2 separate regions of the Mus musculus genome follow, and region 1 is linked to region 2. Evidence: chromatin loops called from intact Hi-C (ENCODE). Cell type or tissue: left cerebral cortex. All regions are shown on one strand. Each heading gives the region's core, and the rest is flanking DNA. Links, peaks and the distances in the headings are about the cores only. Region 1 overlaps Slc44a5 (solute carrier family 44, member 5). Region 2 holds the start of Lhx8 (LIM homeobox protein 8).

What was found. Hi-C counts contacts between places; a loop is a spot of excess contacts. Peaks named below come from ENCODE experiments on the same cell type or tissue, not always from the same donor. Only the 100,000 strongest peaks of a DNase experiment are listed, where the experiment ranks them.
Region 1: a loop joins it to region 2, with 2.4 times the contacts of the local background. A loop is called at or near these places in 2 of 42 quality-filtered maps.

What each region holds. Positions count from the first base shown.
Region 1 is chr3:154,265,173-154,273,189 of GRCm38, reverse strand. Slc44a5 (solute carrier family 44, member 5) reads right to left here. Exons shown (of 22, transcript NM_001081263.1): 21 at 7,647-7,731; 22 at 1,468-3,207. The coding sequence ends at 3,104. Among named protein-coding and RNA genes, the nearest start is that of Lhx8, 61 kb to the left of the region's middle. In left cerebral cortex, for the core only: CTCF peaks have their summits at 3,076 and 3,275 (motif pointing left); a DNase peak (open chromatin) is centred at 3,265; H3K4me3 peaks cover 332 bases.
Region 2 is chr3:154,323,010-154,331,026 of GRCm38, reverse strand. It overlaps Lhx8 (LIM homeobox protein 8), which reads left to right and starts at 467. Exons shown (of 9, transcript NM_010713.2): 1 at 467-755; 2 at 2,586-2,672; 3 at 2,861-3,022; 4 at 6,364-6,485. The coding sequence starts at 675. AI606473 (expressed sequence AI606473) reads right to left here and starts at 206. Exons shown (of 3, transcript NR_040387.1): 1 at 1-206. In left cerebral cortex, for the core only: no CTCF peak of the experiment used is centred there; DNase peaks (open chromatin) are centred at 1,810 and 3,466.

The DNA.
Region 1 (8,017 bases), core at 1,143-6,142, 57 kb after region 2:
CTGAAGGCTGCTAGCAGAATACTGACTTCTAGGCAGCTAGAATAAGAGACTCATAACCAACACCCACAGTGACACACCTACTCCAACAGGGCCACACCTTCTATTCCTGCCACTCCCTGGGCCAAGCATATACAAACCATCATACCTGGTAAACTCTTTAAGTTTTTTGACAGATAGAAAAGCCAAATCAGTTGCAGATCAATCTCATACAATTTATTTGCAAATATCAATGCTTTATCAAAAGTAGGCATTACTAGTACTGAGCCCAAACTTAGACTTCTTCTGAAAACACAGCATATGTTTCTATTTCAAATTTTAAAAATCACCACCTATATCAACAAATATCTTACAAGATTTATAACACTTTAAGATTGTTAGAAAAGGTAGGAATAGTGTTTTGAATTATCTTTGGAAGAAATGCATTATATTTTAAAAGAAAATTAACTGTGAAGATTTACCACATAATTCAACCCATAAAACCATGCTGTTCCAACTTAGAATAGAGCAGCACTAGGTACATTTAATCTTGCTTCAGAAAACGACTGTGAGTCGTTTTGAACAACCTTTTGTTGTTCTTTACATTTATCCTCTCCTTGGAAATGATCATTTCTCCTTGTGAAACTCAATGAGACAGTGAGCAGACGGTAGGCTAGGTCATTGCTCGGTGCTCACATCCTCCCAATCCATTGCTCGGTGCTCACACCCTCCCAATACATTGCTCGGTGCTCACACCCCTCCCAATACATTGCTCGGTGCTCACACCCCTCCCAATACATTGCTCGGTGCTCACACCCCTCCCAATCCATTGCTCGGTGCTCACACCCCTCCCAATCCATCTTTTATTCATCTGTCTTGGACTTAGTTACTTATGTAATTGTATTCGGTTTCACTCAACAGTATATGGTGACAGAAAAGTTTAAAATAAATCTAGATATTGAAGATCTTGATCCTTGGTACAGAGAAGGTACTGTTGATATGTGATGGGTCTGAAACCAAAGCTGGGCAGGGTGTGTGTGTGTGTGTGTGTGTGTGTGTGTGTGTGTGTGTGTGACTAAAGTCACAGACAAGAACCAGGCAGGATGGTGCTTGTTTATAATCCTAGCACTGGGGAGGCAGAGACAGAAAGATCTGTGAGGCTCACTGGCCTGGAAACCCAGCCTAATCTGTAAATAGAAGATGAATGAATGGCCTTGTTCTAAATCTTCACAAACACTTTTAAAAATAAATAAATAATAATAATAATAATAATAATAATAATAACAATAATACTAATAATGAAACACTTCCAAACAACCAAAACAAAACAAAATAACCCAATATGAATGGTGCCTGAGAAAGAGTGACATGCAAGCTTCCCACACAAATGTGCATGTACACACACATGCACACACACGCGCACACACACACACGGAGAGAGAGAGAAAGAAAGAAAGAGAGCGTGCTCTTAAAGAAATCAAAGTTCAGCCCTTTTATTTGTCTCTTATGGAAATCTTTATTAGAAGAAGCCAAATATACAATAAGTACCAACAAATTTTATTAAATATCAACCATTTTATCTATCAAAGGTATTTAGACCCTATGCTTTCAGTGTTCCTGCATAGCAGAGACACACTAACTACACAACCCACACCACCATGGGCTCAGCAGAGCCCAAACCACCAGGCGTGGCGTGGGGTGGGGGTAGGGGGTGGTGAGCCCACACTGCAAGGCGCCAGTGGGAGCTTTTTGGTATAAAGGTATCTAAAGTGAGTTTTCAACAAACCATCAATAAACAACAGTAGGTATTGTTGATTGACTCTCACTGATCCCCTTCTCGGGTGACTTGCTGAGTTGGTGAACTGAGTCAAGTTCTCCTAAAACTTAGCAATCCTCATAAAATTATTCAAAACTGAATTAAAAACCGTTCCAGTTTCTATTGGCACAATAAAAAACTGACAGGTAAACAGGTTGTTTCGTATAAAAGTTAGTGGAACTGACAATCCATAACAGGATAGAAGAGCCACAGGTAATGGGGCTTTCCAGCCCAGCACACAGCTTCCCCTCAGAGGGAAAGTTGCCCTGTGAAACTCCCACAGGCTTCCCCTTCAGGTATGGGTGAGACACCAGACGTGTGCATGCCGACCCATATTTCAAAGGAACCGCTATAGAAAAGATTATACTTTAAAACTTCTTTTAGTAAAAACAAAGACAAATCCAACACATGTTCGTTCAGGCTGCTTTGCGTGTTGCGTGTTGCGTGTGGCACCCATTTGTGAATATCCACTAGGCACAAGGGGAATTGTTTGTATCACACAGTGTACTCCTTTGATGAGGAGGATATCAAAGGTAGTGTCATGGCTAGTGGAGTCCAGTCAGTGAGCAAGACAAAACAAAACAAAGCCAAACAAAACATCAAAAACAAAACAAAAATAACAAAACAAAAGAAGCATGAGACTTGTCATCACTCAGCATTGCAGGGTTTAAAGTTTAATTTCTTTCAAACGAGGTCTGTCCACTTGCTCACAAGATCCGGGAAGTACTGACCAGCCAGGAAGGCACTGAGAGAATTGAGTGGTAAGGGCTGAAGGACTGACTGGCAGCTCTCACAGGATGCAAAGACCAAAGCGGGTGGTCCGCTTAACCCGTTGACTGTCAAACAGGAGGCGGGGAAGGGCCTTAAAAAACATTTATCTTGCTTTAATTACCAATTTTCCCTACAGAAGTCTTTTAGTTGTCGTCTTTAAAAATACACTAGGAGCTATCAATTTAGATCATGTATCCTTCATGGAGTTACTATTAAAAAGATTATGAATGTATTCAATATTTTTTTCAAAACATCCAAGTCACTCTCTGTAAAAATGATAATAATAATAATAATAATAATAATAATAATAATAAATTACAAAACGAAAGATCTTAGTATAAAAATGTTGCATGTAATTAACAATCCCCTTGTGACTTCTGATGGCTTCACAGGCTACAGTGTGGGGCTTTGGTATAAGATGCAAAAGCAAGCCAGCAAGGCGGGGATACGAACGTCCCCAACCAAAGCACTACGGGAAGGTGTGTTGGACGGATACAGTGTGGGAGGCGACACAGGCAGCAGGATATCCAGCTGGCTCTCCTACTGCTTCTTGATCTTGCCCTGCTCCAGCAAAATGTTCATTAGAGCCGGAGTCACGAAATAGGGTCTTGAAGGAGAGCCTTCGTTTCTTTCTAGGTCTTCCACTAGGAGGGAGGAGGGCAAAGTCAATAGAGCAGCGAAGCGGTGGGAGGAGCAACATCGCCACCTGCTGCCCACCCGCTGCACAGCAACGCCAAACATCGCTCCTTTAGACAGCATCAGCGTTCATTGTAAACAGCTATGAGAAAACAATCAGCCCTTATTATTACATCGATAAGATATCATTTCATTCTGTGTCCCAGGTCAGTTCTGGCGACAGTTCAAGCATTTCCATAGAATGACTTAAGAAATAACATTTACTCCCCATCCAAATTCACTTTCTAAATTACAGCATCTATTTCCAAATTGCCTTTGTTTGGCCAATGGCAATTTAGATTGTAAAGCCTCGGCAAAGAGACCTTTGTGTGTGATCTCAAATCCTTCCATAAACAGTTCTGGAAATATTGCTCTGTGTTTCAAAAAACTTTAATTGCTGTGTAAGAAAAATGGCTTCTAAAATTCTTCTCAAAAACAACATTCATTCTTACTGTATGCATTTTAATTATAGAAGTAACAAACGGAGACTATTTTTCTGAGTGGGAGTATACTATAACACAGCAAACCAGACAGATAATTTCTTATATCTGATCTATAGCCAACTTCACAACTTTTGCATGTATCTGAATCAACTAGAGGGTCTTATCATGGTCCAGAGAGTGGTCCACATCCTAACACAAGCTCGTGAGTTAGGTAGACCCTGCAGCTAGCTACAGGCTCACTATATGTCACCATTGCCATAGATTTTTATTGAGGTCCTTGCATGGCTGTAAATAAAATACTATTAAAATGCAAGAAAAATAGATAAGTGATTGCTTTTCTCTGTTATCAAGGAAAAAGAAAATGACAGGTGACATTTGGGACTAATAATCTCAATAAAGCAAGCCAAGAAGAAGCTAGTGACTCCTGTGGACCAATACTTCGAAAACCTTCTGGAATTACTGGTTCTATGTAGGAAGATGCCATACCACCATTCTAAATCTAGGTTCGCACACTTCAGGGTAAGAAAATTAGCATTTATATCAACTTATAACACAAGGATATATTTCAGACTCTCAAATGCGTGGGCTATATTGATGGCCACACATTGCACTAATAATATATAGACAATCTGACGTGAGTTTAGTGTCAAAACCAAAAGGGCACCGGCTAACCCTGTGCTCTGTGGAGGGCCTCTTTATACTTGGCCCAATTCTACACACAGGGAAAAGCATGCAACGCGTGCGAATCCAATTCCCACTTTTCTGCACCGTGTGAGATTTAGGCATGGCCACAACAAACCAGCTTCCATTCTAAGCCCTGGGGCTGTGGTGATGCAAGAACTCTTGATCTGAAACATGCATAGCCCCAGGAAGCACCAGAAGCGATACCTGATTGATAGGAGGCCACTGCTCTGAACCTGATAGGAGGCCACTGCTCTGAACCTTCATCCGATTTCCTCCCTCACTAAAAGTCGAACTTCGACCTTGTGCCTGGGCGTGCCCATGCAAAGGAGAATCCACGGGCCTTCTGCATGACTGTGTGAGGAAGCTCAGGGGAGGCGAGAGGTGAGGGAGGCAGCCATTTCTGCTCTGTTCAGATATTCTCAGGTGGCCAGAGCTTCACAGTAATGGAGAGGTTATCCCCAAACTCCGACTTCAACCAAGCATGAGTCTCATTTCGATAAAACAGAGATGAGGCTCCAGGCTCGGTCCACCTGCAGCAGGTTTAGTGCTGAGCCCACAGGACCTGCCCTTCTACAGCTTGTCACGGACTAACTCACCCACTTGAAATATGCTTTCTAGGAAACCAGGAACACAAGTTGAATCACAGTTTTAGAAAGTTGTTCACCGGCTTCAACAGTAACTATAACCATAGCAGCATATTTACAAATTCAGTACCATATGCTGGTCAACTACAACTCAATATTTTTTATGGCTAATTGATCACACATTTATAGTGTTGTAAAAAAAACTGCCTGAATACCCTTTACAAACATACACTTATAAAAAAAAAAAAAAGAAAGGCTAGCAAAGTTATAAAAGTTATTAAAACATTGTCGGCTACAGGTGTTTGCACTTGGGACCGCAGTCTGCAAAGTCAATGAGGCCACTATCAAATGCCTGGTCCCTCAGATGGTACCAAGTGCCAGCAGAAATACTGCTCTAAAGCAACATTTTCATATTGCCGTCAACCTAATTCACAAAGCTCCTGTGTGGAGCTTCTCTACTCTATCTCTGGGGACCCGGACGCTTCTTGGTCAGGATGCTGTGCAGGCTGGGTGTTACAAAGTAAGGTTTCTCTGCAGATCCATCGTTCCTCTCCAGGTCTTCACCTGCATATCGGTGGCCAAGGTGGGGCCATGGCAGGGAGACGCCGCACAACAAGGACCCAGGATTTTACAAAGTGGAGAGTCGAACAGGGAGAAACCAGAAAAATCAGTGTTAGCGTGTCAAATATAAGGCGAACATGCGATGCTGGTGATGGAGAAGGTGGGAACCGGTCTCTGCCTGGGAGAAAGGCCCACCCCACCCCACCCCCACCACACACACACACCTCACACTGAATGAGCCGTAGGACCTTAGTTTCCAAAGCCACCGCATTGAAGCTCTTTCTGGGGGCTTCTCATCTCTATGACTATTCATTTTGGAAAGTAACAAATTGCCCCATATCACTAACTCCATGAAAAAAAAAAGTAGAACAAAGATTTCATTCCATATTTCAAGCCTTTCAGATCTTCAGGTAAGGTCTTGCTCCTAGCCCAGCCTGGCCTTGGATCTGCTGTCTTCTCATTTTGCCCTTCCCAGCACTAGGGTCAAAGGTTAAACTCTTTTACCTATTTACTTACATATCTATGGGTGGGACATGCTTGTGTGTGTGTGTGCGTGTGCGTGCACACATGCACATGGAAATCAGAGGCCAAACTTAGGCATCATTCCCCAGGAGCCGTTTGCCCACCTTGCCTTTTGAGGTGAGGTTGTTCGTGGGCCTGAGTGTGAGCTTGCCAGTTACGCCAACAGGCTGCCCAGTGAGGGCTGGGAGCTACCTTTCTGCCTCCCAGTGCTGGGATTTTAAGCATGCCCTGCTTTTTACACTGGTTATGGAGACTGAACACAGACCTTCCTGCTTATGTGGCAAGCACTTTCCTTAACCCTGAAGTCAGTAAAATTATTTTTTTGGTGAGTGGGAGAGGGGTATGAGTACAGGTGTTCAGAGGCCAGCGGCGTCTGGTTGCCCTGGAGATACAGTTCTAAGAAGGTATGAATCACCCAACCGGGGAGCTGGGAGTCACTGAAAATCTAACTCCAGGCTTCTGCAAGAGTGTGCTTCTTAGCCATGGCAACATCAGTCCAGCCCCTTTCTTTTCTTTTTTTCTTTAGTATTTTAATTACGTTCATTTATTTCTCTGTGTATGCATGCACGAATGCATGGACCGCGATTCACGTATGAAGGTGAGAGGTTAACGTGCAGGGCTCAGTTCTTTCCTACCACCGAGGGGCTTGAACTCAGGTCATCAAACTTGGCAACAAGCACATGTACCAGCTGAACCATCTTTTCATGTTTTTTTTTTTTCTCCATTAAAAAAAAATAAAACAGAGAACCTAGGCAAAGGTTAAAGTTCCTGGTCCCACGTGAGCCAATCTACCTAATGTGTAAAGTTTTCCAATTTCTTTGTTTATTGAAAATTGATGTTTAAAATGCTTAGGAAAAAAATCAGATCTTGTTATTTTCTAGATTTTTCCCTCAGCAACCATCTTCCTCCCTCACCTGCCACGGAGCTGCTCTTCTCCCACAGGGGACTTTCTCAGCACGTGACAGAGGCAGCAAGTGACCGCCGTCTCTTTGAAGACCCATGTGCTAGAGAAACAATCTCTCAGCCCCAGCATGGCTACTGGGCTCTGTTCTCTCCCACGGTGACCCACCTCCTCCAGGTTTGTCAGAGATACTGGGAGAGAAGACACTTTCGGTAAAGCAGACTGTCTGTGCGTTTTAGGTCATGGGCTAATGAAATCACCTGTTCTCCAGGGCATGACATAGGTGAAGGGAACTCCAGGGAAAGCTCCGAAGGCCGAGTCTCTAACATAGGTGCACACACCTGCTGTGCTCACTCTCATCAGAGACCTGTGTACTCATCATGGCTCATTGGATGCACTGACCCCATGTCTCTTTGAAGCCTTTGTATCTTGACTTTACCAGAGGCTGTGTGTATGAGATCTCACTGAATTACTACAGCCAATCCAGGGACAGGGCTCAGTGGGAGACTGCTTTCCTAGCACAGGCAAGGGCCTAGGTTCAATCACTAGAGCTGCCAAGCTGCCATTCTCCTCTCTCTCTCTCTCTCTCTCTCTCTCTCTCTCTCTCTCTCTCTCTCTCTCTCTCTGCATTCGAAGCTAGGTAACAGTAAATCACCAAGCCAGGCAGGCAACTGAATTTTTACCTTCACCAAACATACACACTGGATACTTACAGAAGCAGATGAAAATGGTTTCAACACACATTGAATAGACGCTGAAGAATCCGTGAGCAATCATGTAAGATCCAAACACAAGAGTCTATGAACAGACAGAGAAGAGAAGCGACATCACTCAGAGCAGCAATAACGCAACTCCAAATGCAGGATGGGATGAGAAAGCATTGGAGGATTCTGATGGGAATATCTGCCATACCGACACCTTTGATTGTATGATAGAATGCTGTCCTGAGATTTAAAAACAAAAATGTGCTTGCTCACATGACCACCTCTTACCAATGGTCCTAGTACCTACCCCAAGGACCTCAGCCTTAAGGTCCCACACATCAAGGCAATAGAGTCTAAAGGGTTAAGAGTATGCACTACCT
Region 2 (8,017 bases), core at 1,569-6,568:
GCGAATCAAATCTAGTCCTTCGTTTGTCCCTTCATTATCTTAACGGGAAAACCTTTCGAAAATGTAGAGAGAACCATTGGTGCGCATTTAGGGAGACCTAAGACTTGGGAATCCAGAAGACCTCCGCTTTCCCTCCGTGAGCCGCTGAAAGAGCTGTAACCCGAATCTTTGTTTAGGTTTTGGCTGGGGAGCGAGAATTTAAAGACAACTCAGAGGCAGAAAGCTTATTCTTAAAAAGAAAAAAAAAAGGCAAGTTAACGGACATCCGCAATTCCCCCCCACCTTTAACACTGAACTCAGAGTAAGTTGTCTGGTGCAGATAAAGATCTTAACATGTAGAGAAGGCGGGTTTTTCATAAGGAGGTGAGGCTGTCCCTTCAGGAAAAGACTTTTCCCCCACACCCCCTCCTCTCTGCGAGGTTCCACCCTCTGGAAAACACAACTTTCCCTCTTTTCCTGGAGGGACAGGCCTTAGTGTGGCTGAGAGAGGAAGAACAGTGGGTCAGAGAGTGGTTACGGTCACTGTGGCCTTTTTGGAACAAGACACACTGGTGGCATCGCTGTTCTGCCTGTTAGCTTTCCTTGGCCTTTGGGGGCGGAGGAGGGGACACTGCGGACACCCACAGCCTCTGACCCTCTGGAGCTGGTATGTGACGAGCAGCGCCTGCGGGGCCATGTATTGGAAGAGCGATCAGATGTTTGTGTGTAAGCTGGAGGGAAAGGAAGTGCCGGAGCTGGCGGTTCCCCGCGAGAAGGTAAGCGAGCCTACACCGGGCGGGATCTGTTGAATAGGAGTTTCCTTGAGAGAAGAGAGTTGTCCGGCCCCTAAACCAGGCTGGGAAACTACCTGTCACTGCCTCGTCTCCAGACCTGACAATTTTTTTTATTACGTAGTAGCGTTAGGTAGTAATCACTCCGTCCCCTCCCCACGGGCTCACTTAACCTAAGGCATGGACACTCTAATTTGGGAGACGAAACCTGGAGCCTAAGACGCTCACGGGGCAACGTGAGTCCTGCTTGTATTCTACGTGACGGGCTGTTCGCGGCAGTCTGGGGCAGGGGCCGGGGGTCTAGGTGTTTGTCTCAGGGCACCAGATACCAATGGCTGCGCTCTGCTGAACGCTGGCTCTTGCCACGGATAAGGTGAATGTGGGGCTTGAGACCCGGCGGCGACAGACCTGGGGACTTGAGTCTTCCAGGGCCCGCCCGCTCTTAGAAAGGGACAAAAGAACGATTTCGTTGGAAATACCAAAAGGGCAAATTTCGCAGTACGAGGCGAGCCTAACGGGGAGACCTGGCAAGCTGTCACCTACTCCGGAGGCAAGACCCGTGGGTGCTCGCATTTTATGGTGGAACTCGGTTCCTAAACTGTTGGAGAGCAGGGCCGGGGTGGGGGTATCGGCTGGACATGGGCAGAGTAGTGCTGGCTTCGTGTTTGTCTGACGGTTGCGGGTAGCGTTTCTGTCTGGATGCTTTCTGTCCACGAAGACGCGCCCGGGAGCAGCTGCGCCGGGGCTACCCAGGCGTGCGGCCGCTGGCTCACCTGGAGCTTTCGGAAGACAGAGGAAAAGGAGACAAAGGGACGCAAAAGCGAGGGGTGTGGGCTGCTGGAATCCGCGGACCCACTCGCCCTAAACTAGACTTCTCAGAGAGATTGCATTCGTTTATAGAACAAAACTGAAAGTGCAGCCAGGGATTGGGGACACTTGAGCGACGCGTCCGCGTGCTCTAAAATATTCTGACCCGCATTGGGTGAGTTTTTTTTTTTTTTTAATGGAACAAATTAAATTCAGCTGGATATTTCCATTATTCGGCCCGCTTTTGCACTGGTTAAAACTAATCCTTTAGTAGCTAAAATGTTGACTTACTGAGCACTAAGTGGCAATTCACACCTTAAAGAAACCAGTGTAAATCGCTTACGGTTCTAATTGCTTCAAGTTTACCAAAGAGCTGCTGGCTCCGTTTAATCTGAAGCATTTTCATTCAAATTGTCGGAACAAACACCAGGCTTCTTAAATCCCACTGTAATTAGCTTTCAAGTATCCGATTAAACCTCTTCACCTTTTGGGCTATCCTATTCAAAAAGCCCCCCCTTTAAAAAATATATGTGTGTCTTGCTCTTTTAATTGAGGTTATTAAAGAAATCAAGTTTCTCTCCCCACCCCCTCCTCAGTCATCTTTTCTTCTCTCTCACTCCACCTCCCCCCGCCCCGTGCCCCCTTTAGCCGGGTGTTCCCCGCTCCCGGGTGATTGACGTCTAGAAAGCAATCGCTTTGTGCACCGAGGCCGGTTATTAGCTGGGTACCCCCGGTGGGGGGCGGGGGCCGGCGCGCCGGGGTGAGCGCGGGGCTCGAGCCGGGAGCAGCGGCCGCGCAGTCCTCGAGTCGCCCGCTGGCGGCGGCGGCCCAGGGAGGCTGCGCGCTGGCCGGCCAGCTGCGCCCGGGCTCAGGTGCCGGCGCTCGCACGCGCCGCCCTCGTGCGCGCCCTTCAAGAGCGCGGTGGGGCCCGGGCTGCGGGGCGCCGCGTGCTCGCCGCGGGCTCCTGACCGCTGTCTCCCTCCCTGCCTTCCCGCTCTCGCGGCGCAGTGCCCCGGGCTCATGTCGGAGGAGTGCGGGCGGCCTGCAGCCCTGGCGGCCGGGAGGACCCGCAAAGGCGCTGGGGAAGAAGGACTGGTGAGTGGGGCGGCGACCCGAGTGGGGACCCCCAGCTCCCTGGGCGGGGCGGGGCGCGGGGCTCCAGGGGTCCTGCTGGTCTGGGAACCCCACAGTGCGGATGGGGAAGGCTGGGGACGGAGGACAGTCCTTGGGCTGCCCCGTGGGGAGGTGGGACGTGAAAGGCCAGTGCTCGGCTGTTCCTGCAGGTGAATCCCGAGGGAGCCGGGGACGAGGACTCCTGCTCCTCCTCGGCCCCGCTTTCCCCGTCGTCCTCGCCCCAGTCCATGGCCTCGGGCTCCGTGTGCCCGCCAGGCAAGTGTGTGTGCAGCAGCTGCGGCCTGGAGATTGTGGACAAATACCTCCTCAAGGTAGGATGGTGGGCCAGGCGAGCCCCGACGGAGTCAGTGTGAAGGTCGGGGGGGAAGTGCCCCACTTCGTGTCAACCTCTCAGCATATTAGTCCACCACTCTTAAGGCCCACAGCGAGAAGTATGATATGGAACCATAGGATTTTCCTTATTGTGAAAGTCTAGGGATAGGGTCTACAGTGTAAATGAGGGTTCCCCCACACACACCCCAAGAGTGTGCGGAGGACTCGGTCACCAGCAGCAAAAGAAGGACTTGAGGAACTACCACCCATTCTGGTATAGGCTTTTGTTTGTTTTCCAAGTCTAGACTTTTACTTACTTAAAAATCCCGTACTCTGCAAACTGGTCCCTCCTCTCCAATACACCCGTGCTGCTGTCTTACAGAGACTAACTAGTCCCAGTTCCGTGTGTTATTCCCTCTCGCAGCGGCTCCTTCTGTAACTAAAAACACTGTAAAGTGCCTTTAAAGATGTTTAGTTTTGAACTGTTACTGGCATCGTGGTCATAGGTTTATTTACCGGTACCTGGAACCTTCCCAAAGCAAAAGTTTATATAAAGCTTTAGAAGCCATTTCGGTACCTCCTAGATCTTGCTAAGCACAGTGATGTTATGTCCTACCAGGGTTTGGGGGGGGGGGTACCCAGTCTAGCTGTAAAGTTAGGTGTACATATAAACCCCTCAGCTGAAGTGTTTCACGGGGTGGTTTCAGAGTTGACTGTCTTAATTTGGTTTAACTTTCTCAGAATATTTCACTCGGGGTGGGAGGTTTTGGAGTTGAGGTTCTGGCAGGCTGCAGTTACCCGTGTCATGTCAGGCAGGATCTTGGTCCCCTGTGTCTTAATCTGAACACATTGGATTTCCAACTTCAATAGCTTTTAAAAAACCACTATGTAAAACAATTCTTTCCAATATACGAAATTAGTTGCAAACCAGTTCACTTTCTGTCCCCCTCCTTGAGCTTCAGTTTTCAGAAGGATTAATTACAGAGAATAAAAGATCAAAACGTGAATTAGTGGGTTTCTTTAACTTAATGTCAACATTCAAAGGCTGCTTTCTTGGGTGGACCGTGAATATTACTTCCTGGAGCCCAGATAAAACACGGAAAGAGGCTTGAGTGAAAACATTTTCTAATGTTTTTATTTGATTCTTGAAGCTCGGAAAATTAACCTGGCTTTCTCTTTAAATCTGCATTCTTAAAATCCCATTTCCCATTTCGCTTCGTCCACAAAACCATGCACTGAGTCAACACAGCTTCTTGTTTGAAACAAGGCTCTCAGTGACTACCAGAATCTGGAGCAGTGTTTCTGGACCCGACTTAAGACAATTTCAACATTTCACAGCAGAGATGTGGAAGATAACTACACAGTAAAATTAAAATATTGTCTGAATTCTGCCTCAGACACTAGCATTGGCCTTGCATAATTTTATACATTGTTCATGCTTGTCTTCATATTATATAAAAATTGTGTGTCTATGTGGTGCTGTGAAGTTTTCTTTTGTAATTGGACAGGAGTCTACCTAGGAAAGTTTTCTACACACAATCACATTCTACTAGGATTTATAAGTTAACTGAAAATTTTCCACCATACAATCACTTAAGCACTCGGAATTCTCAGCACGCCTACCCCAAGCTGAAGGGCTAGCTCCTTAATCTTACGTTTGAATCTAAACTTCTCACTGGTAACAAATATTTGATCCAGTATAGATGTAGCTTTTGAGGTTATGAAAAAAAAATACCAGCCTGTGGAGCAGCCACACAGTGTCAGACAAAAGAGTCAGCTGTGGTTGTTGCCCTCTACAGTCCTGTCCTAACCTAGCCCGGTGTGGAGCCATATTGGATTAATGCTAGTTCAGCAAAGGGTTCCAGAACCTTCCCAGAGTTCCCCCCACCCACCCTCCTGATTCCCTGGCAAGGACTGGGAATGTTAAGCAGCTCTCTTCTCTTTTTCAAAAGAAACCTTGAGGAAAGGTGTCAAGCCAGGCCTGGGGTCTGGTGTTTGTAGAGCTAGAGACTCCAGCCTCTGTTTTAAAGCCTTGTTTTAGAAAACAAAACAAAAGCCTGGTGTGATTGAAAGAAGGCCTCCAGTGGTGGATGTTCCAGATGCTTGGACTGGATACAACTTAGGGGAAAATGTGAGGAAGATACATCTCTGCTTCCAGGAAGTATTCTGTTTGGTTAATGTCTTTTTATTCTATTTTAATCCAAGTAACTATTTTTCTATAGTGAACAGATAGTTCTTTTGAAGAAAGACCCAAACTTAAATTTTCATCAGAAATTAAACATTGCTTAGGGAAGAGGTTCATAAGTAGCTAGAAATCACAGTGTTTCCTTCAGAGTATCATTTGTAACTTCCTTCAGTCAGTAAAACACCCTGGCTGCTAGCGTGAAAGCACAAACCTACGTAGTCCCTGTCTGCTGATCAACACACGTCAGGATCCACACTGCAGGCCAGCACAGCTGGACACACGTCTCCACTGGGGGACTGAACTGCAGTGTTTAGGGGGGCAGCATCCACCTCAGGTAACCTCAGTGGTCATTTGTTTTGTTCCCATGTCAAAGTCTAGAGTGCCCTACTTTATTAAATGCCACTGTCTCACTACTTGAAGTACAAGTAAACATATTTCCTGGGTGCATTTAAAACCACCTATAATCTGCTATCTTCCTATCTCCAGAGGCTCCATCATTCCTTGGGCTAGCAACATCCTCCTCCTGGGCACTTTGCTTTCTGTAGCTGTATATGTATATGTATATGTATATGTATATGTATATGTATATGTATATGTATATGTATATGTATATGTATATGATGTATATGTATATGTTAGGGGAGGAGGCACAGCATCTTTGCACTCTACCTTAGGAAGGGCTGATGTGTAAGGGAAGGGTATTGCCTGCTTTCTCTATTGGGGTGTTTTACAAATCTATTCTCTGTCTTTATTGTTCCTACTGATGGATTGCACAGTTCATAGCTGTTTGCCCAAACTGTAGGTCAAAAGGTTTGTCTCGACTTCCGTAACTACCAAGTTATAGAAAGGATTAGAGTAAGGACGGAACCAGAACCCGTATATATGACTCTAGACTAAACATCTTCTCTCAGGTTTTCTCAGAGAGGAAGGGAGAGAGAAAATGAATATGGAAGAAAACCCAAATCCTTCAAAAGCACGTAAAAACAAAACCAAGCTTGAACTGTGGCCTAGAGGAGTCTGGGTTCTTGTTGGAGTCTAGAAGAGGCTACAGCCGGATGCACGCTCATGTCAAGGGTGCTGTTTGGGTGGAAGCGTTCAGAGCGTGCACGTGGCAGTGTGGACCGGGCTGCTCACCCTCACCCTCTCCCCTTGCAGGTGAATGACTTATGCTGGCATGTCCGCTGTCTCTCCTGCAGTGTCTGCAGAACGTCCCTGGGAAGGCACACGAGCTGCTACATTAAGGATAAAGACATTTTCTGTAAACTCGATTACTTCAGGTATATTGCCAAGTTCTCCTTTTAATAAACGCCCCAAGACATTATTTTAAAAAGACTTTTGTAACAGGGCCTTTTGCACACCGTTTGATTACTCAAGGGTAATTTTTAGGATATATTTCAAATTATTTCTTTCTAGATCAGATTTTGCTACGTAGCCTAGGTTGGCCTTCAACTCAGGATCGTCCTGTGTTGGCCCTCTCAGGTGCTGAGATTAGAGGTTTCAGCATCAGGGTCAACCTCTTAATTTCAGGGGAGGGAGTATAATTTGTATTAAAACTAAATTAATGTTAGTTTGCTTCCTTTAGGAATTGTCTAAACAAAACTTCATATTGGGTTGTTTTCCCAAACTAGAGGGTGAAAGTTTGGGGCATTCAAAAGAGACTCTTGGGATCTGCAGTGAAGGATGGAGACACTCAGTGGCTGACACTCAGTGGCTTCAGTGTCTCTTGTTGAAAGTCAGTGGTGAAGTGGGATGAAATCATCGTGCAAGAAACGATCCTGGTCACAATCAAGGTGCCAGGCGTTTGGATACTATAATCAGCTACACTATTATTCAAAGAACAAACTAATCAACTGTCATAAATACAACAAACTGAATTACTCTGCCAGAGGTCGTGCCTTTATTTTGCAGTCTGCTCTTTGCCTTTGGGTTATGAGACTATCTTTGTACAAGATATTAAACGTTACAATTCTCACAGTGATCTCCCCGTGGCTGTTTGTGTCGGGTGTGTCCCAGGATGCACTTCTCTGTGGAGAGTTGTCTAAACGTGATCATAAGCACTGCTTTAATTGTGGTCATATCTCTTCTTTGTCTGCGTTCCTAAATGAGAAAAAGTTCATTGCAAAGCTCTGTCTAGCAGAACTTTGCTAGACAGTCGACTAATTACGGTGTAGATGAGGTTTCGGAAACTTCTATCAGAGTTCTATATGGTTGCAGCTTAGAGCACAGCTTTGTAATATTCAGTCTATCTTATAAAATCAAGTAGTCTTTAAAATTACTAACATGTACAGTTCTTGCCAGAGTTGCTTTCCATTTTAAAAGCATTAGTAACAATTGGTTCCTCTTCAACTTACAGTGTGTTGATTTTACTTTTTTTTATATATTAAACACCCTTTGAAAAGTTTTTGATTCTTTTTAAAAATTCATTTAAAATCCATTTCTTTAGGATTTTGGATTTTTTTGGAATGTGTTCTGAAGTTCCTTTTTAGAATTTAATGCTCCAATTAAGTTGGCAACACTTTTAAAAATAGTTCCCGGGTAGATACAGGCAGATATGCTAACCTTGTCCACCGGTGACTGAGTTGGGAGACAGAGCAGGGCATCTGATCACTAAGACTGGGAGCGTAAAAATTCCCTTCTGCTCTTGTGTCTTGCTAAGAATGCCTACAGATGTTTCTGGAAGTTTTAGACCCCATGTCCACACTTCTGTGGCAGGCAAAGTGGCCATTTGTCGTGGCTGGGAAGCCTCTGAATTTTAGCTCCTCGCTCCAGAGAGTGAGGAATATAGATTCTATGCATTCTCTGATAATTT